3 separate regions of the Mus musculus genome follow, and all the other regions are linked to region 2. The links are chromatin loops, found by intact Hi-C in ENCODE. Cell type or tissue: gastrocnemius. All regions are shown on one strand.

The links. Hi-C counts contacts between places; a loop is a spot of excess contacts. Peaks named below come from ENCODE experiments on the same cell type or tissue, not always from the same donor. Only the 100,000 strongest peaks of a DNase experiment are listed, where the experiment ranks them.
Region 1: a loop joins it to region 2, with 11 times the contacts of the local background. A loop is called at or near these places in 12 of 42 quality-filtered maps.
Region 3: a loop joins it to region 2, with 17 times the contacts of the local background. A loop is called at or near these places in 12 of 42 quality-filtered maps.

The regions. Positions count from the first base shown.
Region 1 is chr5:116,027,307-116,035,306 of GRCm38, forward strand. It overlaps Gm13842 (predicted gene 13842), which reads right to left and starts at 1,935. Exons shown (of 2, transcript NR_165276.1): 1 at 1,672-1,935. In gastrocnemius, a CTCF peak has its summit at 4,033 (motif pointing right); a DNase peak (open chromatin) is centred at 4,045; H3K4me3 peaks cover 400 bases; H3K27ac peaks cover 2,158 bases.
Region 2 is chr5:116,209,678-116,217,677 of GRCm38, forward strand. The region is part of intron 2 of Ccdc60 (coiled-coil domain containing 60); the gene reads right to left. Among named protein-coding and RNA genes, the nearest start is that of Gm36502, 18 kb to the right of the region's middle. In gastrocnemius, a CTCF peak has its summit at 3,234 (motif pointing left); no DNase peak of the experiment used is centred here.
Region 3 is chr5:116,119,912-116,127,911 of GRCm38, forward strand. It overlaps Ccdc60 (coiled-coil domain containing 60), which reads right to left. Exons shown (of 14, transcript NM_177759.3): 14 at 5,670-6,266. The coding sequence ends at 6,165. C330018A13Rik (RIKEN cDNA C330018A13 gene) reads left to right here and starts at 3,703. Exons shown (of 2, transcript NR_153384.1): 1 at 3,703-3,916; 2 at 7,815-8,000. In gastrocnemius, a CTCF peak has its summit at 3,601 (motif pointing right); a DNase peak (open chromatin) is centred at 3,618; H3K4me3 peaks cover 367 bases.

The sequences.
Region 1 (8,000 bases), 180 kb before region 2:
GCCCTGGCTGTCCTGGAGCTCACTTTGTAGACCAGACTGGCCTTGAACTCAGAAATCCACCTGCCTCTGCCTCCTGAGTGCTGGGATTAAAGGCGTGTGCCACCACGCCCGGCTAAATTATTTTTTTTAATTTATTTTATTTATGAGTACACCATTGCTGCTTTCAGACACACCAGAAGAGGGCATCAGATCCCATGACAGATGGTTGTGAGCCACCATGTGGTTGCTGGGAATTGAACTCAGGACCTCTAGAAGAGCAGTCAGTGTTCTTAACCACAGAGCCATCTCTCCAGCCCCAAGTCAGTGCTCTTAACTGCTGAACCATCTCTCCAGCACCTCACTCTGTATTTTTAAAGAGACATTTTAATCATCAGAATATTGTGAAGATTGTAGAGAGAACCTCGTATAAGCAATATCTGTCAATAAAAAAAACAAAACAAAACAAAACCTATGGCCAATGAGCTGAGGCAGGAAATAGGAGATGGGACCCTGGCTGAAAGAGAGGATTCTGGGAAATAAGTAGAGGCACTATGGATTCTCCTGGGAACACAGAGAAGGTCAGAAGCATGTGAGCTAAGCAGAGGTAACCAGCCACATAGGGGATCTCAGGTAGAATAAAGCTCTGCCAGCACTGTCTGGTACAAAGCAGAATGAGGCAGTGTGTTGGAGTTTGCAGCTTCAGCAAAGAGCAATGAGTTGATTTCCTATGCCTGAATCAGAGACACACATAGTAACCTTTCCCTTCAGTGGGGCGGAGAGCACTAAGAGCCACCTCACCGTGGAGAGAGCATCCTGTGAGCATCCATTTTGTGAACATCTGGTCATGGAGTGGACGGTAGAAACACTTGTCTGGTGTGCCCTGAGGTAGGGAGGGAGTGGGGGTTTCAGTGGCTCCCTGTTTTACTGTGGTCACTTCTGATGAAGAGAGGGAAAAAGATGTCTGGGTCAGGAGAGACGGCCCAGGGGTTAAGAGCACAGCTGCTCTTCCAGAGGACCTGAGTTCAGTTCCCAAGCACCTGTGTAGGGTTGTTCAAAATTACCTGTAAGTCCAGTGCAGGGGGGCTGAACATTCTCTTCTGGCCTCCTTGGGAACCTGCAAGTGTGCCTGCATATGTGAGCATACACACTCACACACACTGACACATACATACATGTACACACACACACTCACACACAGACACATACACTCTCTCACACACTGATACATACATACATACAAACTCACACAGAGACATATACACACACATATACATACACTCACAGACTCACACACACAATTTATACACACACATATCACACACACTGACATACACACAGATATACACACATACTCATACAGATCTCATACCCGTACTCTCACACACAGTTATATACACACAGACATATACACACATGCATACACATTGACACACAATTCACATACACTCTCCATAAAATCTTTTAAAACCTAAAAAAGTAGTTGCCTAAAGATACTTGAGGCTTGTTTGTTTCTTTGTTTCTAATGTCTCAGCTCACTTCCTAAGATCTGGGTCTCCTTCAGCTGTTGCTCTGAGCAGAACAACCAGGCTCCACACAGTGAGGGAGGTCTTCCCCTGAGCCGTATTTGTCTCTCTGAGAGGAGGCACAGGCCCATTTTCCTAACTTCAAGTAGCCATTGGGATGAAAAGTTACCTTCCCATAAAGTCAGGGAGAATCCGGGTGGGGCTTCAGAGCGGCAGAAGTACTTGGGATGCTTTGCAAATGGTTGCCACGACGACACAATTACAAAAACCAGCATAGACCACAAACCATGAGCTTTTAAAGAGTTTTCCCATAGTACTTATGAGGATGTAATATCAGAACCCAGCAGCCTTCCCCTCTCACGGATACCCACTGGCACGCCACAGAGGCATTATCTGTGAGTCCCTGGCTAACAGACTTCCTGTTGCTGGGTTCTTTCTCTCACAGGGGTAGTGAGCTTATATCAAAGAGGGCATTGGTAAGCACACTTCCTGCCTCTTCTCCCCAGGCTCCCCCACCCCTCCCTGATTTGAGCTTGGCTGCAGGTTTGTGCGGTGACGCCTCCCCTCCATCTCAGAAAGCCATAGGGAGAGCCTACAAGTCTGCCATGTGTCCACGCCACGCCGTTTGTCTGTCTCTGCTGCTGGGGATGGGACTCTCCTCTCAGGCCCCACCATGTGGTTGCTAATCTCTCTGTCCATGGTGTTGATAACTTCTAATGCATGCCCTAGTCCCTAGTAATCCATCGAAGTGTTCCTCTTGAACCTCCCCTCCCCCATAAAAGCCTTCCTGTGCTCACTGTCCAGATCCCATTCAAGCCATATCCAACCTGTCGAGACTCCCTTAGCTCCAGGCCAGCTATCCAGTCACCAATGCAGTCCCGACACAACACTGTGAACAGTCATCAACCTAGAACACACTAGTTGTTGGCATTTTTCTGAGCATCATCAGTCTTGAGGTTGGAACGTTCCAGAAGGATACAAAACAAACACTGTTGAATATGGAGACTGAAGAACAAGGGAGTCAATTATTATCATTGTTTTTTTTTTTTTTAAAGATTTATTTATTTTATGTAAGTACACTGTAGCTGTCTTCAGACACCCCCAGAAGAGGGCATCAGATCTCATTACAGATGGTTGTGAGCTACCATGTGGTTGCTGGGATTTGAACTCAGGACCTTCGGAAGAGCAGTCAGTGCTCCTAACTACGGAGCCATCTCTCCAGCCTGGGAGTCAACTGTTTGGAAATGTGTGTGTTGTATGTGCCTGTGTACGTGGGTGCAGACGTGGGTGCAGATGTGGGTGCATGTTCCTGTCCCCGTGGAGGCCAGAGAAGTCATCAGGCATCCTGCTCCATCACTCTCTGCTTTATTCCCTGGAGACAGGGAGCCTGGACCAGACTGGCAGCCAGCAAGCCCCAAGCATCCCCTCTGCCCTTGCCAGCAACAGCTCTTGTACAGCCACACCTGGCTTCTATGTGCATTGGGCTCAGATCTTCTTCCGGACTTCACCATCACCTCTGCTCTGTAGCCAGTCTTCCACAATACTGGATGGATTATTTTATCTAGGCTGGGTATTTTGGTGGAGCAGCTGTGTCTATGCTCCACCCTGTGACATTCCAGGCCGGAGACAAATCAGTAAGGTAGACCGGCGACTGGCCAAAAGTCTCCTTCAAAAGTGTCAGTGAATTTTACTCCGGACCCCGTGTGAGTAAAGGAGACTTACTCTCTCTCAGCTAGTCCCTTCACAGGTTCGATGCTGTAGTATCTGAAGCAGCTGAGCCAGTTCCCAGCAAAAACATCCCGGGGCCGATTAGCATTTTAGGTTTGGAGGGGAGTTCAACGGCACGTGTAAACATGTATTGTACCACCCACCCACATTCCCGGACGCCTGTTGCTTCTTTTCCTTACCTTTTGGTTTGAGTGAATGCCCTCTGAGAATCAACCCCAATCTCAGAGGAGCCACGCCCCTCCTCCCCCGCCCCCAGAAGATCATCCCCGCTGGGCTTGTTGTGGGCGGGGAGGGCTCGGGATTCTTGCTCTAGTACCCCGCTGCTCCCTGCGATAGGCAGCCCAGCTTCAACACACATGACCTGGGGGAGGAACTGTGTGTGTGCATATATATGTGTTTGTGTTTGTCTGTGTGCGCGCGCGCCTGGGCTCATGCATATAGGATGGATTAGGGAGGGGAAATCTATATTCCCAGATGCTCTTATCCATGCTGGGTAAAGGCAGTCCAGGTGAGGCCGGTGGAATGGGGAGGAGCACCCACACCCCTGTAGGCACCCCTCACCTATGCTCCGTAAGGAAACCCCAAAGTTTCATTGGTTCCCTGAGTGATCTTTGGTTGAATCATGACAGGGTTTTGAGTCCTTAGGAGAAGAGATAGATGTTGGTTACATCACCACCCACCCCCCCCTCCCCCGACAATTCCTTCCAGTTTGCTTCTAGACGTCTTTACGAAAACCGGTCCTGAGAGGCCAGGGAATGATGCAGAGCAACACCCTAGAGTGCCATTCTCTGTGGCTGCCGCTAGAGGGCACCCTAAACTCAAAAGAGGCTTGGGAAAGGCCGCCGGGACGGGAGTTTTATGGGCTCTTTATCTTGAAATAGCTTTTGAAGAGACGCATTTTCATTTCCCCTCCTTTTGCCGAATCACCGTGATAAGCGATAACGAGAAAATGAGTGTGTTTGGGAAAGAATTTCTAGCTAATACCTTGATTTTGCTTCGGCTTGGCTTAAGAGTCAAGGTTTTCTCCTGCTTAACAATGACAGGATGGCGGAGAATTCCTCGATCCCAGTTTTCTTCCATTCCCACTTCTCTCCCTCACCGCTTGCTCATCCTTTATCCTTTTAATGACTGCTCATGAACCTCTCTCTCCGCCCAAAGTCCCGAGTCCTCTAGGAATCAGAGGTCAACAGGCAGGATGTGAATCCTAGCCCAGAGAGCTTCTTCTATGCCTGGGAAAACCAACACCAAATGATAATTACATAGAGTGTATCTAGCATTCCTTGTATTTATTTACCTATTATTACCTATTGTGTGTGTGTGTGTGTGTGTGTGTGTGTGCGCGCGCATGCGCGTGCCTGTGTCATGGAACTCACAGCAAGACATTCAGGAGTTAATTCTCTCTTTCTACCCTTATGTGGTGTGCTGGTTAAATTTACATGAGCTTGACACAGGGTAGAGTCATCTGAGAAGAGAGAACCCTAATTGAGAAAATTTATCAGATTGGGCTATAGGCAGGCCTGTAGGGCATTTTTAAAATTAATGACTGATGGGGGAGGACCCAGCTCATTCATGGTGGTTGAGGTCATCCCTGGGCTGGTGGTCCCGGGTTCTATAAGAAAGGCTGAGCAAGCCATGGGGGAGCAAGCCAATAAGCAGCACCCCTCCATGGCCTCTGCATCAGCTCCTGCCTCCAGGTTCCTGCCCTGTTTGAGTTCTTGTCATGACTTTGTCCAGTGATGAACATCGATGTGGAAGTGTAGGCCAAGTTAACCCTTTCCTCCCCAAGCTGCTTTGGTCATGGTGTTTTATCACAGCAGTAGTGACCCTAACTGATACAGAGGTTATACCAGGATAGTGAGTGTCTTGGTCAGGGTTTCTATTCCTGCACAAACATCATGACCAAGAAGCAAGTTGGGGAGGAAAGGGTTTATTCAGCTTACACTTCCATACTGCTGTTCATCACCAAGGATGTCAGGACTGGGACTCAAGCAGGGCAGGAAGCAGGAACTGATGCAGAGGCCATGGAGGGATGTTACTTACTGGCTTGCTTCCTCTGGCTTGCTCAGCCTGCTTTCTTATAGAACCCAGGACCACCAGCCTAGGGATGGCACCACCCACAATGGGCCTTCCCCACCCTTGATCACTAATTGAGAAAATGTCTTACAGCTGGATCTCCTGGAGGCATTTCCTCACCTGAAGCTCCTTTCTCTGTGATAATGCCAGCTTTGGTCAAGTTGATATACAAAACCAGCCAGTACAGTGAGGCATTTCTGTGACAGGCCTGGCCACTTTTGGGGGGAAGATTGTGAAAGGACTTTGGAACTTTGGGCTAGAAAAACCACTGAGTGTTGAGAGCTCTGTGTGATGTCCTGCGGGATCCTGGAAGATAAGAATGCTGAAAACAGTGCAGATGAGGCCTGGCTTGTGAAGTTTCTGGGGGGAGTTTAAAGACTCTGTCGGGGCTGCTTGATATTTTGAATTGAGAAAGTGTGGTTCTGGTTAGCTGGGGTTGAAGGTCCACCTGTGATTAACAAGGTACCAGCACCTTTGAAGTGAAAACTTTAGGTTCCTGGGGCAACTGATGCTGATCAGCTACAGCTGAGAGATTGGCGGTGGTCAGGAAGAGACCAGCCTTGCTGAGGTGCAGTCTTCTGCAGAGGGTTTCCTCAGGGTCGGCACCCAGAAGCTGTGTTCCAGAGGTGGCCCAGGTTGTAGCTCACACTGGCAGCAGAACTTGAGAAGAGTCACCCAGGTGGTCCTGGTTTTGAAGGCATGACGGGGTCATGGAGAGCAACTGAGGCTTGGCACTGTGTGGCAGGCCTGGGGACCCTGAAGAGAGCCCAGGAGAGGCTGTTGGTGGGGGTGCAGCCCATTTACAGAAGACCCCAGGATTTTGGAGATGCCGGTACCATGGGACAGCTATCAAGAGCAGAGGTATGTGTGGAGGATGCAGCTGACATAAACCTAAAAGACAAGCCGAGTGTGCTGTAGACCGCAGAGCTGGAGAAGTAACTCAGACGCCCCTGAGAGGAGTCTAAAGGACAGTGAGTGGATCCCAGATAATTGGATACTGAGTTCTTTACACTTTTGGAGTTTGGTTTTTGCATTGTTTGGATTGGGACTGCGCCGTCATTCTTACATCATGAGCTCTTGATGTAAAAAAAGCATTTAGCTTATTTTTGATGTTATAGGAGTCCCCGCAGTTGAAGGACTTTTAACTTTTAAAAGAAGTTTTGGATTTTACAAGAGACTCTAGATTCTTAAGAGACTGAACTTTTAAAATGTTTGGATTGGTAAAGACTTGTGGGACTTCTACATTTGTGATATGTTTGATCTTTATGATATTTTAAAATATGAGGTCTTGGGGATTACACAACTTCTCTCTCTGAAAAAAAAGGGGGGGGGGAGATTTTGTCTTTAGAAGTGCCACATGAGCCAGGCGTGGTGGCGCATGCCTTTAATCCCAGCACTGGAGGCAGAGACAGGTGTATTTCTGAGCTCAAGGCCAGCCTGGTCTACAAAGTGAGTTCCAGGACAGCCAGGGCTATAAAGAGAAACCCTGTCTCGAAAACCCAAAAAAAAAAAAAAAAAAAAAAAAAAAAAAGTGCCATGTGTCAAGTTGTCAAGGGGATCAACTGTGCTGGCTAGTTCTATGTCAACTTGACCCAAGCTGTGAAAGAGTAGTAAACTCAATCCTCCAAGGTATCCTAATCATAAAACAGATAGTGACATTCCTTCCTCCACCCACCCGCTTCCTGGGTTCAAAGAGTGTTCATTCAAAGAAAGTCACCCTGACCCACCCTGACCATTGCTGGAACCCACTATGCAAAGGTGCTATTGCTAGGGGCTCTTAGAAACTGTCTTGAGAGATAACCTGACACTTGTGACTTTGTACTTCCTTGTGACTCTTAACTGGTATTTTTGGTATTTTCCAACAACGCCCTTCCCACCTCCTTGAGTTGTGTTTTTTTCCTTTAAATACCCCCTTACTCAGCTACTCGGGGCGCCACGGTCCTCTACCCCTGCATGGTGTATGACCATGGGCCCGAGAGCGCTCTTGAATAAAAAATCCTCTTGCAATTTGCAGCAAGACCGTTTCTCATTGGTGATTTTGGGGTGTCGCCTCTCCTGAGTTAGAACGTGGGGGAGTCCTCACGTTGTGGGTCTTTCAGCTGGAGTCATCTGAGAGGAGGGAACCTCTGTTCCCTAATTGAGAAAATGTCTCAGTAAGATTGGGCTGTAGGCTCACATGTAGAGCACTTTCTTAATTATTGATTGAGGGGGGTGAGGGGTAGGGGGTGAGGGGTGGGGGGTGAGGTGGGAGAAGTAGGCTCCAGGATGAGGCTTTTACTGAGACCTAGTGAGCACACAAAAGGGAGAGCCTCCGGTTCTAGAAGAGCTAGCACATCAGAGGTGTCTCTAAAGGAAACCCGAGAGAACTGCCTATCAAAGTCCCCCTAGGTGGGTGAAAGAGAACCGGCTTGAGGGAGGCACTGCAGTTTAGACCCGAGGTTTCAGGGCTCAGACTACAGCCCTGGGCTCTGCGGAAATGGGGTGATCAAGTGACTTAAATGACAATCAGGCCAGCTGTGTGAAACCTAGGGTTGGTGTTGGGGCACAGAGAGCCTCACAAGGTGAGGCTATGGCTGCAGCAGATAGGGGTCACAGTGGGGCAGCCGCAGAGAAGCCCTGCGGGGGCAGCCAGCCAAGGCTGACTGCTTAAGACTTTACAGGGAGCCTACCTCAATGATCTCTTGATTTGGGCCCAGT
Region 2 (8,000 bases):
CCCCCCTTCACCCCCCCCCCCCATTCACTACCATCCTCTTGGGCTCCTTCCTGGCAGCCACTATCTATCTCTGTTTCTATGAATTTGGTTGGTTCAGATTCAGAATCCCCCCCCCCCCCACACACACACACACATCCTGCTGTCAGCATCCAGTCAGGTTCCTGCCCCTGGCAGGCAGGAAAGCTGTGTGGTGCATGGAAGCAGACTAGCACCGCATATGAGCCGCACAGATATGGATACAAACCCCACCCCACAATGGCCACCCTTTCCTGTTGTGCTACACGGGGCTTAATAACTAAATGGGAGGGGTGGCTCTTCCGGGACCCACCAGTGTGAGCATTTAAAAATGCATTAAGCAGGGAGAGAGTGGTTTTTCCCTGGGCAGACAGACAATTTCTGAAGCATCGCTGGTTTATAATTTAGGGACAGACAGCAGAACAAGACACAGAGACCATCAGCCTGTGTTCTTCCTGACTGACAGTGTGACTGCTGTCTGGAGACATGCACTTCTTCACAGATCAGCAGTGGCTTTTCTCTAAGTAATGTTCATACAGGGGGAGGTGGGAAGGGTCTGGCGTATGATGCAATTGGACAGGGTGTTGTCATCAATGGCTTCCTCTATTTAATTCACAACCTTACTTTGCCCATCACCAAGAGGATGGATCTGACAGCCTCTTGGACATGGGGTGGTTGCCTGTCAATCTTTATCCTTGCCACAGTTCATTTCCAGGGACCCTAGGTGCTGCCCACCTCTTCCCAGGACCACAGCTAGCTCTTCCCATTCACCCAGAGCCTACTGGTTGCTGTCCCTCTGCCAGTTTTCCCTTCATTGTCTGACTCGGATGACTGAGCATCCATTTCTTGTCCTTCCCTTACCTCAGCGATGGTCACCTATCGAGTGCTACCTCAGGGCCTGGCACGGAGCAGTCGTCGAGTCACCCAGCCTCCCAGGGCCTTTCCACTGCAAGCCTTCGGAGGCCTCCTTCTCTGCCCAGGGTGTGACTCCCACCTTCTGCTGTCCCCCTTTTCCCAGCCACTGCCTATAACAGTTTTAAAACCTCCAAAAGGAAAAAGAAATTAGAAAATTCATAGGAGCGTCAAGGGAAGAGGCACAAGTGAGCCAGATGTGTGCCTGTGTACACATGTGCATGTATGATGCGCATAACTTTTTTGGTGTGTGCTTGTGGTATGTGTGTGGATGCACAAGTATGTGGAAGCCAGACATCAGTCATCAATGTCCAGTGTCGTCTTCAGTCAGTTTGCAGTTCAGTTTGTGTGTACATGAGTGTGTGGGTAAGTGCCTCTGTGTGTGTACATGTGTGTACATGCATGTGTAAGTATGTGCATGTGCTTGTGTGTGCATGTGTGTATGCATGTGGGTGTGGGTACTTGTCCTTATGTGTGTATATGGGTGTGCATGCCTGTGTGTGCACATGTGTGTACATGTGTGCACGTATGTGTACGTGTATTCCTGTGTGTGCATGTGCGTGCATGTGTATGTGTGTATGTGTGTGTTGATGCTTTTGTGTGTGTATGCGTGACGGTGTGTGCTTGTGTGTGCAAGTGCTCGAGTGTGTATATGTGTTACATGACTGTATGTGTGCACATACACATGTATATGCATGTGTTTGTGTGTGTACGTGTATGTGCATACCTGTGTATGTGCGTGTATATGTGCATGTTTTTGCATGCCTGTGTGTGTGTGTTTGCCTATATCTGGGTGCCACAGACTGTATGTGGAGATCAGAAGACAGCTTGTAGGAGCAGGCTCTCTCTTTTGAACGTGAAGATCCTGGGATCGTAGGTTACAAGGCTTGCTGGCAGGTGCCTCCACCTATCCAGCAGACTCCCTGTCTGTTGCTACGGAGCCTCTCAATGAATTGGGATTCAGTTTTGTGTCACAAGCATGCAACACTGTGCCTGGTTTTGATTGTATTTTTAAACGTGGAATGTTGGGGTTCCGAACCTAGTCCTTCTAGCTTGTGCTGCTGATACTTTTAACCAACAGACTCACCTGTGTAGCCCCGTGGGGCTGGGACACTGTGTTGTTCACCCTGTGGTGATGTGGCTGACATTACAGCATGCATGCTTTCCCGCCTGCCCTGACCTTGGGCTCAGGTGATGGAAAGGCCTTCAAGCGGAGCTCATGAGGTTTCAGGGCTGCTCTGCAGCCAGCGTACATCTTTTGTTTTTGTTTTGTTTTTTGAGACAGGGTTTCTCTGTGCAGCCCTGGCTGTCCTGGAGCTCACTTTGTAGACCAGGCTGGCCTCGAACTCAGAAATCCACCTGCCTCTGCCTCCCAAGTGCTGGACCAGCATACATCTTGAGCTGTCTTGAGACAAAGATGAAGACTCAGATTTCTCGTTGACTTGTAGCGACCACTTGGCCTTTGTTTCAAGTATTCCAGTGGAAGCATCCCTTATTTAAAGACTGTTGTAGAAGACGGCTGGTTTCTTTACCTGTTTCACTCCGAGGCTCTTTTGGCAGCTAACTGTGAGAGTTGGGGGGAGGGGGGTGCCACAGGGCTGTCTGTGCACTTCCTGTAATTGGACCCCTGAGTCTGGCACTCAGAATTTCCCCGACCCTCAAGCTTGGCTCTGGTACAGCCTTGGGGACCCGGAGGAATCACCAGTCTCCACGCTACTTGGACTGTTTGGCTTTTCTATCTTGTATTTTTGTTTGATTTGGTTTGGTTTTCTTTCTTTAAAAAACAAATCAAGCAAACAAACAAACAAACAAAAACTTCATGGCAGAAAAAAAAAGTTTCTTTAGGTGTTCTGTCTTGTTTTGTTCTTGTTTTCATGGGAAGTCTGGGGAAGATCAAGTTTATGGCGGGTTCTAAGGCGTCCTCTTAGTCCAGGGCTAGGGTAAGAGCGGCTGTGATGAGCTCAAGAGGGTTTTGGCTTTGGGGAAACTCAGTTTCCACACGGCTGCACCTCTACTGTCATGCTTTGAGTGATCCTTGTAGGTGCCTCTCAGAAGGGAGAAATTGTGCTCTTGGTACAAATTTTTCAGCAAACCGAAGTCCAGAAAACCTCAGGACTGAGCCTTCTGGAAGTCCTCAAAACTACCTTCCTTATGCAGGCTGCCTGAAATGTCTTGGAGCAAGGTATGCAACCTATGGATTTTAAGAGCCATAGTGGTGGTACGGACCATCAAGATGTTGGTCAAGTAGGGCCGGCTTGGGCTTTAAGATCAAGGTGGTGTATTCTCTACAGTGCCTCCTTGTGGCCGGGAGAAGAAATGGCAGTGTGGCACCAACCGTCATTCGCTTGTGTTTATTGGAAAGTGTGCTCTGTGCTATGGTGTCTCATTTCCCAGCCAGACAGGGATGAGACAGCTCAGGACCACTGGGTAAACAATAAGAAAGTCTTAGCTGGAGGATGTATAGATTCTCCAGTGGCAGGGTCCAGCATCTGGGCTGAGGCATGGACTGGAATGATCAGAAGTACTAGTCGCAATCACTGTGTGTGATTGTCAGGCAGAGCAAGATCACAAAGTCTCGGAGCCAGCCTGACTCCTGGCTCTACTACCCATTTCCTGGTTGTTTGAATGTGGGCAGGTCGCCCAATCTCTCTGGGCGTTGCTCTCTTCATCCATGAAATGGGAATGATAATAAAACCTGACCTGCAGGATGGCTGCGGATTAAACGAATGGCAGGCATGTGCCTGTTGCATGAATGTCCGAGGGTTGTGCTGAGGTCCCAGGTGCGTGCTGCTGTGCATGGCTTTTTATGGGCGGGGGATTTGAACTTGGGTCCTTTTGTGCAGCGAGACACTTTACTGACTGAACCATGCCTAGCCCTCATTGCTTTTAAGTGAAATCAAAGGTGACTGGGAAATGTCAGTTCATATTATAGAGGAGGCTGAGAAAAAGAGATAATCGAAGATCACCTGAGTTGGAAAGGATGAACAGGTTAGAGGCGTGGGCTGTGGCCCGTCTGAGCAAAGGCTGCCGATGAAACCAGCTGGAGGGGTCTGTGGCTGCAGATTAGAATGCCCAGTCTCTAACTGCTTTAAGGCTAAGTTCTGTGCCACGCCATTGGTAGATGGTTGAGGGAGGCTTGGGGGGGGGGGTGTCCTTGAGGGGTATACTTTGCCCCCTTTCCTTCCTGTCTGCTATACAGTGAGCAGTATCCACTGCCATTTGTTCTCACAGGCTCCAAAGTAATGGGGACAAATGACCATGGATTGAACTGTCTGAAGCCAGGAGCCAAGATTAAGCTTTATTTAAAACAAAACAAAACAAAACAAAACAAAACAAAACAAAACAAAACAAAACAAGAGCCGGGCGTGGTAGCGCACGCCTTTAATCCCAGCACTTGGGAGGCAGAGGCAGGCAGATTTCTGAGTTCGAGGCCAGCCTGGTCTACAGAGTGAGTTCCAGAACAGCCAGGGCTATACTGAGAAACCCTGTCTCAAAAAACAAAAAACAAACAAACAAAAAAACCAAAGCAAGACGATGTCCCATATTTTTTTCTTTCTTTAGATGTTGTAAGGTGATGGACTGGTGAGGCATTACAGGCAATGCAGAGCCCAGGGCGTTATGGGTAAGACTATGTGTGAGCTTGCATAAAGAGTTCTGTGGCTGGGTGGAAATGGAGACCTAGCTTTATCTGTGGATCTGCTAGGTGTCATTAGAGAATTTGAACGCTCTGAGCTTGTTTGCTTTTTTCTTTCTTCTTTTTTTCTTTCTTTCCTTCTGTCCTTCTTACCTCCTTTTCCTCCCTCTTCCTCCTTCCTCCTTCTTCCTCCTCCTCCTTCCACCTCCTCCTTCTTCTTTGCCTCCCTCAGTCCAGCTATTTGTTGATGACTGCTGTGATAGAGAGAAGGGGCGAGCGTGGAGTCTGAGGTTCCCAGCCTCGGAAACAGAAGTCACTGCTTTCCTTTCGGTTTTGGTCAGAGGCTTGTTCTGTACCCAGCAAGCCTGAATTAGCTGTTTTCGGTATTTCAGAAATTCTGTGCGTATCACGAGGAATTCAGTTAAGAACCCCAGAGCTATGTATATTTAAGAATCAAAATATATAAAGAAGTAAACTCTAAGGATGTCTATCTAAGCATTGCTTTTGTAACAGGAGGAAAAACGGGAGGAAAATTTAAAATAGCCAGGAGCTCTAATGGTAAGAAATTAGTGTATAAATTAAGCTCTACTCTTACAGTGAACATTGGTGTGGTTATGATATCTGTAGGGATATTTGATATCAAAGAGTTATGAGTATTTTAGGTATGGTGTTATGGTGTCTGTACCTTTAAAAAGAGTTCTTAACTTCTTATATGGTTATCTAAATATTTATAGATAAAATATATAGTATTTCAAAATGAGAAGAGAAAGATGTTTAAATGGAGCATATTGGATTTATTTATATTTTTATTGATATGACTGACACTTCCGTAGGAGCTTGCTGTGTTTTCTTGTTTGTCTTTGTTGGTATTTAAATGCCTTTATACTAAAAAGTTTAGAAAGTGAAGCCACTTGTTATGCTTGCTTAAATAGTGGAAGATAGTAACATCATTTTCTAAATTAAACTCACACTGCTAACGGTGTATTCAGAACACCCCTTTTAATGAAGATACCCACGTCTATGCTTTGCACAGTCACTGCATGGTGCACTCTTTAGAGGCACTGGTTAACTTCTCTAGGCTGTACTGTTGATATTCAAAAAGGTCTTTAAAATTACCCGCTGAGGGCTTATGATATGGCTCAGTGGGTAAAAGAGCTTGCAGCCAAGCTCTGCAATCTGAGTTCGATCCCTGGGACCCACATGGTGGACCGAGAGTGCCAACTCCTGAAAACTGTCCCCTGACCTTCACACATGCACTGTGGCATGCATGCCACCTATAGGAAATAAATAATTTTTAAAATCGGGGCTTGGGAAACACATTCTCTGCTAATGCCAAGCACATACCCAGTGGGCGAGCCAACAGCTTCAGGTCTTGCTAGAAGTACCTATATACGCTCAGCACACAGTGTCTCAACAATGTTTCCTGCAGCCATAACCATCCAAAGTACAAATAAACCAAATATCCATTGACACCAGAGCAGAGACGCCGATACGTTTGCACGGAGAATGAGTGTCACACAGGGTCGTGGGTGAATGCCTGAGTCACAATAGTGATGTAACAAGCCATACACCGAGTGCCAAGGGGACAGTTAGTTTCGTTTTATAAAGTCCAGGTGCAAGGACTTAAGGTAGTGGCTCTCTGTGGGGTCGTAGTGACCAGGAGGGAAGCACACTTCAGAAGGCTGCAATGAGGGGGTCTGTCTTTTCCTCCCATGCACGTGAGTTGCACTTCCCTCAGAAGCACAGAGCTGCCCCAGCACAGTGAAACCTCCTCCTGGAAAGCTTGCATCTCAGAACTGGTTTCTGCGAGGATAGAATGGCCTGATTGTCTTGCTTGAGATCAAGACATTTGTGAGCCATCACAGCTCTGGAGCAACCTGTGAGCTCACCTCAAGTACCCCAAATTGCTTCTCAGCTCAGTGTCTTCCCAACACTTACAGACCCTCCCCTGGGAGCACTTCCCAATGAGCACCCCTTATAGACCCAGCTCTTGGGAGTTCTTTTCTTTTCTTTTCTTTTCTTTTCTTTTTTCTCTTTCTTTCTCTCTCTCTCTCTTTCTTTCTTTCTTTTGGGAGTTCTTTCTTTCTTTCTTTCTTTCTTTCTTTCTTTCTTTCTTTTGGGAGTTCTTTCTCCTTCCTTCCTTCCTTCCTTCCTTCCTTCCTTCCTTCCTTCCTTCCTTCCTTCCTTCCTGCCTTCCTTCCTTCCTTCCTCTTTCTTTTTTCTTTCTTTTTTTTGGTTTTTGGAGACAGGGTTTCTCTGTGTAGCCCTGGCTGTCCTGGAACTCACTTTGTAGACCAGGTGGCCTCAAACTCAAAAATCCTCCTGCCTCCTCCTCCCATTGGGTGTACTTTCTAATGAGCACCTCTTACAGACCCTGCTCCTGGGAACACTTCCCAATGAGCATCCATGCTACAGTGGTTGCTGTGGGAACTGTACTGAGAAATGGGGGTTTTAGAGCCAGAATCACCACTATCCGAGCTACAATGGGAATGTAACCCAGGAGTGCACGGAGCCCATGCACTGCCTCACAGGAGCCGCCTGCGCCCGCCTCTTTCTTACTTTCCATTCAATGTCACCAGGCAGATGGTGCTGTAGTGGAGACATTGGTGCATGGGTGAGTGTCCTCCCCTCCAGTGCTGGGCAGGCTGCTGGGAGCTCCACCCGTGCTGGAAGCACTGCACTTGCCACATCTCTTCACAAGGGTCAGATAGGGTGGGACGCCTGTGAGAGCAAGGGCACTGACTGGTTCTGTCCCTGACGCTTGTACTTTGCAGGGGCTGGGCTTTAGTGCAGACTGAACTCATAGGGTCCCCCAACTGCTTGTTTACCAGCTTCCCCAGGCAAAACAGTGTGCGTGAAGACCTGGAAGGACCTGTTCCCGAAGCAGGCTGAGCTCACTATGTGAAGCAGGTGGACGCCAGAAGCAGAAACGGAAGCAGAAGGACCATCTGCATCTCCCTCCTGGTGTGAAGTGTCAGACCCTGGGACCCTCCCCATGCCCCAGTGGAGTTGGCTGAAGGCTCATGGCTGAGTTCCTCCCCAGGAGCTAGAACTAGAAGCTCAGGTTTAGTTATCTGGGATGTCTGGACGCGTGCAGAGACTCCTCTACTACAGGATGTCACAGTTGCTTTAAGATGCTGCTGTCTGGACACAGTGACACTCCCCTGTGGCTCCTGCCTACTCCATAGGCTGAGGCAGGAGGGTGGCAAGTTCAAGGCCAGAGTAGGTGACTTAGTGAAACCCTATCTGACAATAAGATAGAAACGGGCTGGGGACGTCGTCTGGTGGTGGTCACCTAGCACATGGGGCCCTGGGATTAACACCTCAGTACCACAAAGCAAGCAAGTAACCCACAAGTGGGAACTATGTATCTTTGAGGCAAGGATGCAGTTTTTAGTGTTTCTCAAACATCCTCGGCTGTGGAACCTGCTTCCTCATT
Region 3 (8,000 bases), 90 kb before region 2:
TTCTTCTTCTTCTTCTTCTTCTTCTTCTTCTTCTTCTTCTTCGTGGTAAGGACAATATTAGGCCCACAGAGTGAAAGATTTCCAAGGAAAGGGAGGGGGAGCATTCCCAAAAGCACCGCCCCCAGAGAAGGCACCCTAGATAAAGGACCATCTTAGCCAGGCTGACAGCATCCCATACTCCATCATTTCACCAGTGAAGGAACGGAGGCATGAGGAGTAAACCTTTCCAAGATCACAGGCTTACGGGGAGAATCGAAAGAGAATCTGATCAACTCCAGGCCCCCATTCACTTTTTCCATTGCTGCCTCTGTCTAGACCCAACTCTGGTAGAGACTTTCAGTCTCTTCTTCCTATAGCCCAACAGGGCCTCCTCTGGGGTAGCCTTCTGAACACTTGTTCTCCATTCCCAACCTTGCCTCTCCCCCTCAGCCTGTGATCTTGAAAAAGTTTACTCCACATGTCTCAGTTTCTTTGTTCATGGAATAGGGATTTGGGATGCTGTCAGCTTGGGTAAGATGGTCCTTCATCTGTGAGCCTAATATTGTTTTTATCACAAAAGTGATACACATAAAATCTCAACAATGTGCAGGGGTCACCTGCACAAGACCAGTGCAATCAGGAAGACAATATGGATTGGGGGTGGATTTCACAAGGCTCGCCCCTGGGTGAAGGGCTACAGGCACATCAATGGCTGCTGAGAGAAGAAGAATCAGCCTTCTCAAGGGATGATGAACCCCTGCTAGGGGAGAGGTTATTCTGTCCTTAGACACAAACCTATGAGCAATGCCAACTTGACTTGACAGGAGATATATCTATATCTGTCTATCCATGTATGTATGTATGTATGTATGTATGTATGCATGCATGTATGTATGTATGCATGCATGCATGTATGTATGTATTATGTATATCTCCCATTTATCATCTATGTATCTATGTAGTTATCTCTCCTATGTATGTATGTATGTATGTATGTATGTATGTATGTATGTATATATGTATGTATCTCTCCTATGTATCTATGTATCTATCTCTCATATGTATGCATGTATGTATCTATCTATCTATCTCTTATATGTATGTATATATGTGTGTATTTATCTATGTATCTATATATCTAAGTATCTATGCATGTATGTATGCATTATGTATATATGTATGTATGTATGTATGTATGTATGTATGTATGTATCTATCTATCTATCTATCTATCTATCTATCTATCTATAGGAGATCATGAATTTGAGAGTGAGTGGGGCCACAGAAGGTGTTGGAGGGGGTAGGGGTGGGTGGAAAGAATGTAAACCCGGTACGCATGAAATTCTAAAAAAAGAAAAAAAGAAAAAAAAAAAAAAAGAAAAGTTGCAAAGGCCAGATGTGTCTTTTCTTGTCACCAGGTTGGGAGCCTGTGACTTTGGCTTTACAGTTAGTCTTTATGTTTTCAGAGGCAGTGATGAGAGGAGTTGGGGGACTTAGGGTGCAGTGAGCCAGAGTCAGACACTAAGGCATGCACTCGGAGACAGTGACTGCCGAGCCGTCCTCACCATGCAAGATTGGGGCACTGTGGACTGACTGTGCACACTCCATTCCCTGGCCCGCTCTCGCCGCTGCCATCTCTAATGTGCACCAAGATCCTGCCACGAGCTGGATGCTGCACATTGGGTCCTCGTGGCCTCTTTAGTGGTCTCCACACCTGACACGCGTGTTGCCCTTGGAGGCTGTGCAGAGAATGGGAGCACCACCGAGATCTGGACTTTTACCACGATTACCACACTGAAGCAGCACTGTGGAGTTCTTTTCAGGCTCTTGCAAGAGAAGGGCCATCTCTCACATGGCGTAGAGTGCGCTAGCTATGTCTCCCAGGCTCAAATGCTGTATGAACGGTCAGAACTTGCCTGCCCCCCACATACCTCATCTCAGCCCTCTATCTTGTAGGCCACTCTACCTCCAGAATTTGTCCATTCGTTATGGGCAATTTTTACTTTCTTTCCATAGCTGTTCCCTTCAATACATAACCTTTTAAGATTACATTTTAGTGCGCGTGTGCTGTGTGTGTGTGTATGCATATATCCACAGAGGCCAGAGACCAGCTTTTGAAAGTCAGTTCTCCTCTTTTACCATGTATAGATTCTGAGGATTGAACTCAGGCCACCAGTCTTGGCGGCAAGCCCCTTAATCCATCTTGCTGGTCCCCAACACCTTAAAACCAGTACTGTAAATCTCTGACAGCCCGTTCTTCCTTATCATATCTATGTCGAGATTCTTGGGGACTTTGGGGGCTGAAGATGTCTCTGTCTCATGAAGTCATTTGCACTTAGTATGTCCTCCACTCTAATTCTAACCCAGTGGTTTCTAACCTGTGAGTGTGGCCCCTTTTAAGGGTCACGCGACCATTTCACGGGGTGGGGGTGTAAAGGGGGCACATATCAGATATCCTGCATGTTAGATATGCACATCACAATTCCTTAACAGTAGCAGAATCCATGAACTAATTTGTACCTGAGGCACATTGCAATAACAAAGTAACACTGAAAAGAATTTTATGATTGGGGGAAGAGGGTCACCCCAACATGAGGAACTGCATTAAAGGGTCACAGCTTTAGGAAGCTTGAGAACCACTGGTTTATTGCAACACCTGGCATGCGGCACACACAGACAGCCTGCTGGCTCTCTCGTACATCATCGTCCCTTGCTGGTGCTTGATGGGATATCTCTGGGAAGGCCCCACGATGCTGGCTACATTGTAGCTGTGCTCTCGGTGAGAGAAGGTCTGAGCATGGGAGGGATGCATGCTATCTAGTTCACACCAGTGAAGCCCCCCTGATCCCCGGGGGCACCTGTTCTCTTCCCATGAAAAGATAGCCATTGTCGTTTTCTAAATATCTAAAGAGATGCTGAAGTTATCTCACTTCATCAGCTCTCCCAGTGTGTTCTTTTGGAAAGAATAGAAACTCGTCTTCTTTAAACTCACCCTCAAGCAGGTGTCCCCAAACTCTGACTTCTTAGCCTAAATATGTCCTGTGGTTTGCTTTTTATAGGATTTTTTTTAAAAAAATAAGGGCTATGTAACTAGGCATAGTGGTACACACACCTGTGATTCCAGTGCTTGGGAGATAGAGGCAGGAGATTCAGGAGTTCAAAGCCAGCCTCAGATACATAAGCAAGTTCAAGATCCGCTCCCACAACGCTGGGCTTCAAAACCAAATAAACAACAAAAGAACTGTTTGTATAAACAGAAAGTTCCACCGATATCTACTGGAAGTGTTTCTCTAGGGAAGATACAGTTCCATCGCAGCAGCAACGTAGATGGCTTGTGAAGTCTAGCGGGATGGCAACTTTGGGGACCAGATACATTGTTGCTGTTCTCTCGGATTCTGATGAAGCTGTTCACTCCAAAAAGATTTCTCCCTGGGGCTCTTGAAGCCCAAGAGACTGGAGATGATGCTTGTGTTGCTGCTCTTTGCTCCGGGTCATGTTTCAGTAACAAACCGTCTTCCTTGTCTGAGCATGTAGGACTTGTTACTGTTGTTGACAGTCTCTGCCTTCCCTTTTGGGCAAGACCCTTAGGTTTCGCTCAAGGGCATGGTGAGAGTGGTGCTAAGAGTTGCCACTAGATGGCGCCATAGTTACGAGCAATAGACCGACCGAGCTGGAGTCTGGCGTGGAGGAAGCAGAAAGTCTTGTGATTTCAGGCTATTTCCTGTCCTAGACAGACCTCATTCTAGACTCTGCTCTGCCACAGATCGTCGGTGTCTTTGTATGCTTAATTAAAAAAAAATGGGGATTATAAATAAAGTAATGCTCCATTTTCCCTCAGAGAGATGCGGTGAACATCAGGGAGACCAGACTTCAAGCGCCAACCACAGTTGGGCAAGGTGGACCAAAGGGCTCTGTTCTGATCCAAAGCTGGATGAAGGTACGGAGTTCTAGGGTGGCACACTCAGGACAGCCGTAGCTACAGATGACCCAGTTTGCTTAAAAAGACAACAGGGAAGGAAGGGTTTGGGACATTTTTATTATAAATGATAAACCATTTGAGGAGTGAGCTGTGTTTGCTTGTGATTGAACACAGTACCACGTACACATAAAAATCACCCAGCACAGTATGCACAGTTTCAATTTTTTTATGTAGTTAGGAATCAGTTACAAATAAGTTCAGGGTCTGGGGAGTCAGTACTGTGTAAGCGTGAGGGTCTGAGTCCAGCTCCTTTCACCCATGTCAAAAAGCCAGGGTGGGGAACATGTGCCACAGACTCCGGCATTGGGAGGCAGACACAGGCGCGCTTAGAAGCCTGATAGCCAGCCAGCCTAGCTGAATCCACAAACCCCGGGTGCAGTGAGAGACCCTGTCTCAAAATATTAAATGTGAAGCATGCTATGGTGTTTGTCAACTTGACACAAACCTGAACAGCCCTGGGAGAAGGGAGACGGAGCTGAGGAGTCCCTCTCACCACTGTAACCCCAGGCATGTCTGTGGGGGATTGCACCCAATCCATTGTGAGGGTGCTGTCCCCAGGCAGGTGGTCCGAGGCTGCAGCAGAAAGCTAGCTGAGTGATTTATAAAGAGCAAGCCAGTGGGCAGAGTTCCTCCATGGCCCGTGCTTCAGTGTCTGCCTAGAGTTAATATCTTGACTTTTTTCATGATGATGGACCGTTCCCTGCAAGCCAAATAAATCCCTTTCCTCTCCAAGTTGCTTTTAGTCAGCGTTTTATTTATTCTTTTTTTGTCTTTTTTTTTTTTTTTTTTTTTGAGCCTGGATCTCACTGCATAGCTCTGGCTGGCCTGGAATTAAAGGTGTCCACTACCATCCCTGGCAGGGTAGAGTAGTTTTTATCCTAGCAGCACACGAAAAAGACAGAGTGGTAGAAGGCCACTCAATGTTCACCTCTGGCCTATGTGTATGTACACACACACACACACACACACACACACACAGGCACGCACACACGCATAAACACATGCACAAACACATGCTCACACATGCACAAATGCACACACACATGCAGGCATGCATGTGCACACACAAACATATGCACACACATCTATACACACAACCTTATACAAGCAAAACATAAATGTAATTTAAATTTAAAAAGAGTGGAAGAATCCTTTCGAGCCTCTGTCTCCTTGTTTGCAGAACAGCAAAAAGCCAGTGCGTGGGGGCCGTGGGGGCCGTGGAGGCTGTGGGGACCGTGGGGGCTGTGGAGCTGGAACCAGATAATCCATTCCACACTGTGTAGAAGGGAGCAACCTATCAGTCAGTGGTGCGTCTGTGAGTCTGTCTGTCTGTCCTCAGGGCTCCGTTCTCTCCTCTCACTTCTCATTTTATCAGAAGGTATCCTGATGTCAACCTCTGCCTTCCACATGTGCCCATGCACAGCATGAATGTACACGTGTGCACACATACATGCCATTTCTTTATGTGCATCGCAGTTAACCATTCATCTGTCCCTGAATCTATACTCTACCTGTTCATTCATCCATCCACCCATTCATTCATTCATTCATCCATCCACCCATTCATGCATGCATTCATTCATCCACCCACTCATTCATCTGCCCATTCATTCATTCATTCATTCATTCATCTATCCACCCATCCAGTTATCCATCTCTCTACGCATCCACTTATCCACCCACCCATCTGCCTATACTACTACCTATTTATCCATCTCTTTATCCATTCATTTATTCATCTGTATGTACTCAGGAATGTCATATGCCAATATAAATAATTACATTACGCAGGCAAAACACATGGCACTAGGTTGTCGAATTTACAAAAGCTCACAAATGATAGCTTGTTCTCCTAAGATCTGATTGCCGCACCCAAATGCCACACCTTGAATTCTTCCTTGGGAAGATGTCAAACATCCAGGTTAGATTTATTATCCAGGGCTTTCGGGGAAGGGGAATGGTGACAAGAGTCTGGGAGAGAAAACAAGAGTCCACATTGGACAGTGAGCGGAGGTAGGGAGCCTGGTGGGGGAGGGGAGGGCCACCTGGGACCACCCTCTCCAGACAGTCATATTGTTAGAAGTGTCTTCAGCTGATCTCACTGCTCCATGCCGTGTGTCCAGGAGAGAAGAGAGGAGGCTACGGGCACAGGCTGGGCTTAGGGATGTGGTGCTGGCTTGCTTTCCTCCACGGGGACTGGGCCCCTCTATGTCAGGATGGTGCGCTGCCGGAAGGGAATGTTGACTCGGCTCTGTAGCCAGTTGATGTAGTCTTCCTGGGGCATATGAATAATGTGTTCTCTCACAAACTGTGGGGTAAACACAGTGTTAATCTCAGAGTCTGGTTTGAGAGCCAGACTAGACTGCCACTCCCAACCTCTCCTTGACATCCCAGAAACCTTTGTGAGATCCAGGATTCCCCCCTCCCCTGACCCCCCCATGACTCAGACACTCATCTTTAGGTTGGTGCAAAAGTAACTGAGAGTTTCTTTGCATCACTGTTAGAATACATAATACAGACTGATGGCTACGTGATACAATGTTTTTAATGCCACGGTCCTTGATTTACATGTTTGGTAGTGACTTGTGCCCTGATGTTTATTTTATACTGTGGAAATCTATGTTAGTCGGAGGACAGATATGAGTTTCTTTTTGGAAAAAAAAATTATTTTTCATTTTATATGTGTGTCTGTGTGTGCCTGTGGAGGCCGGGAAAGGGCATCGGATACCCTGAAAATGGAGCGACAGGTGGTTGTGAATGAGCATATGGGGAGCAGCCGGTGATCTTAACTGTGGAGCCATCTCCATAGCCCTTTGATGTTCTTATTTGAATTCAACAGAGACAGTGGGTTTGCTCCAGGGGCTAATGAATGTCCAGCGCAGGGCGGTTCAGGGAGACAAGGGCTTGTTGAGAGCCACCATGGAAACTGATCCTTTTCACAAGACTCAAGAAAAGTGTTGTTTGAACTGTCAGTTTCGCTTACTATGCGTAGAAACAGCTATTTCTCGAGTGAGTTGTGACACGGGCCAAAACATGGACAGGGTAAGGCAAGCGATGACAGCCAGCTCTGTAGCTAGGACTGAAAGAGGCTCTAAGGCAGAAACCAGACTTGTACCAATACCCATCATGGCTGCTGTTTGTTGGGCTGCTTTTCTGATCCATTACAGGCGGGGGGGGGGGGGGGGGGGCATCCCTGGGGGATCTGGTGCCCTCTTCTGGTTTTGACGGGCATCAAGTACACTTGTGGTGCTTCTATGTGCACACAGGCAAAGTGAGTATACATGTACAACAAAAATAAATCGAGAGAGAGAGAGAGAGAGAGAGAGAGAGAGAGAGAGAAAACCAAAACCACTCAAATCTGCTGTGGTCTCTCTTCTTGGTTGTCAAGTTGGCTACCTCTGAAATTAACTAAACCCCAAGCTGCTGGGGTTTACCCGTGTGGGGGAAGTTTTCTTAATTAAATCGTTTGAAGTGGGGGAAAAATCCACTTTTAATCTGGATCTTTAGATGTGGGAAGTTAATAATACCTTTGATTTGGGTCACCCACACCTTCCTGCCGGCAGCAGATACAGAGGACACGGAAGAAGGAAGCCCCTCTCTCTGCCATCTTGCCCTCACTTCGGCTGGCAAGTCCATTCCTCCACTGGCACCAGAGCCTGCTTCTTTGAAGAGCAGCTCGGACGTCCAGCCTTGTGAGCTGAATAAGGACTGGGCTCTCGTACCTTCCGTCGGTGGACAGCCGTTGCTGGGATTAGCAGGACTACAGAACATAAAGCATCCTGAAGGGTCTCCTACATATTCACTCTCCATGTTGTTGGGGAGAACCCTGACTAATGCATTTGCTTTTTGCCAACAGACCAGTGTTTCTAAAGTTAAATGAAGTGGGCTGAGTTTGGAGCTGTGGAATCTGGGGCTATGAACTTTGGAGCTATGGAGCGTGGGGCTGTGGAGGCGTGGACTGTGTTCGTCCAGCGTATTCCTCTGACCTTCTTCCGGCTTATGTCTGCTTCTTCCATCACCTGAACCACTCTTTGGCTGGGGA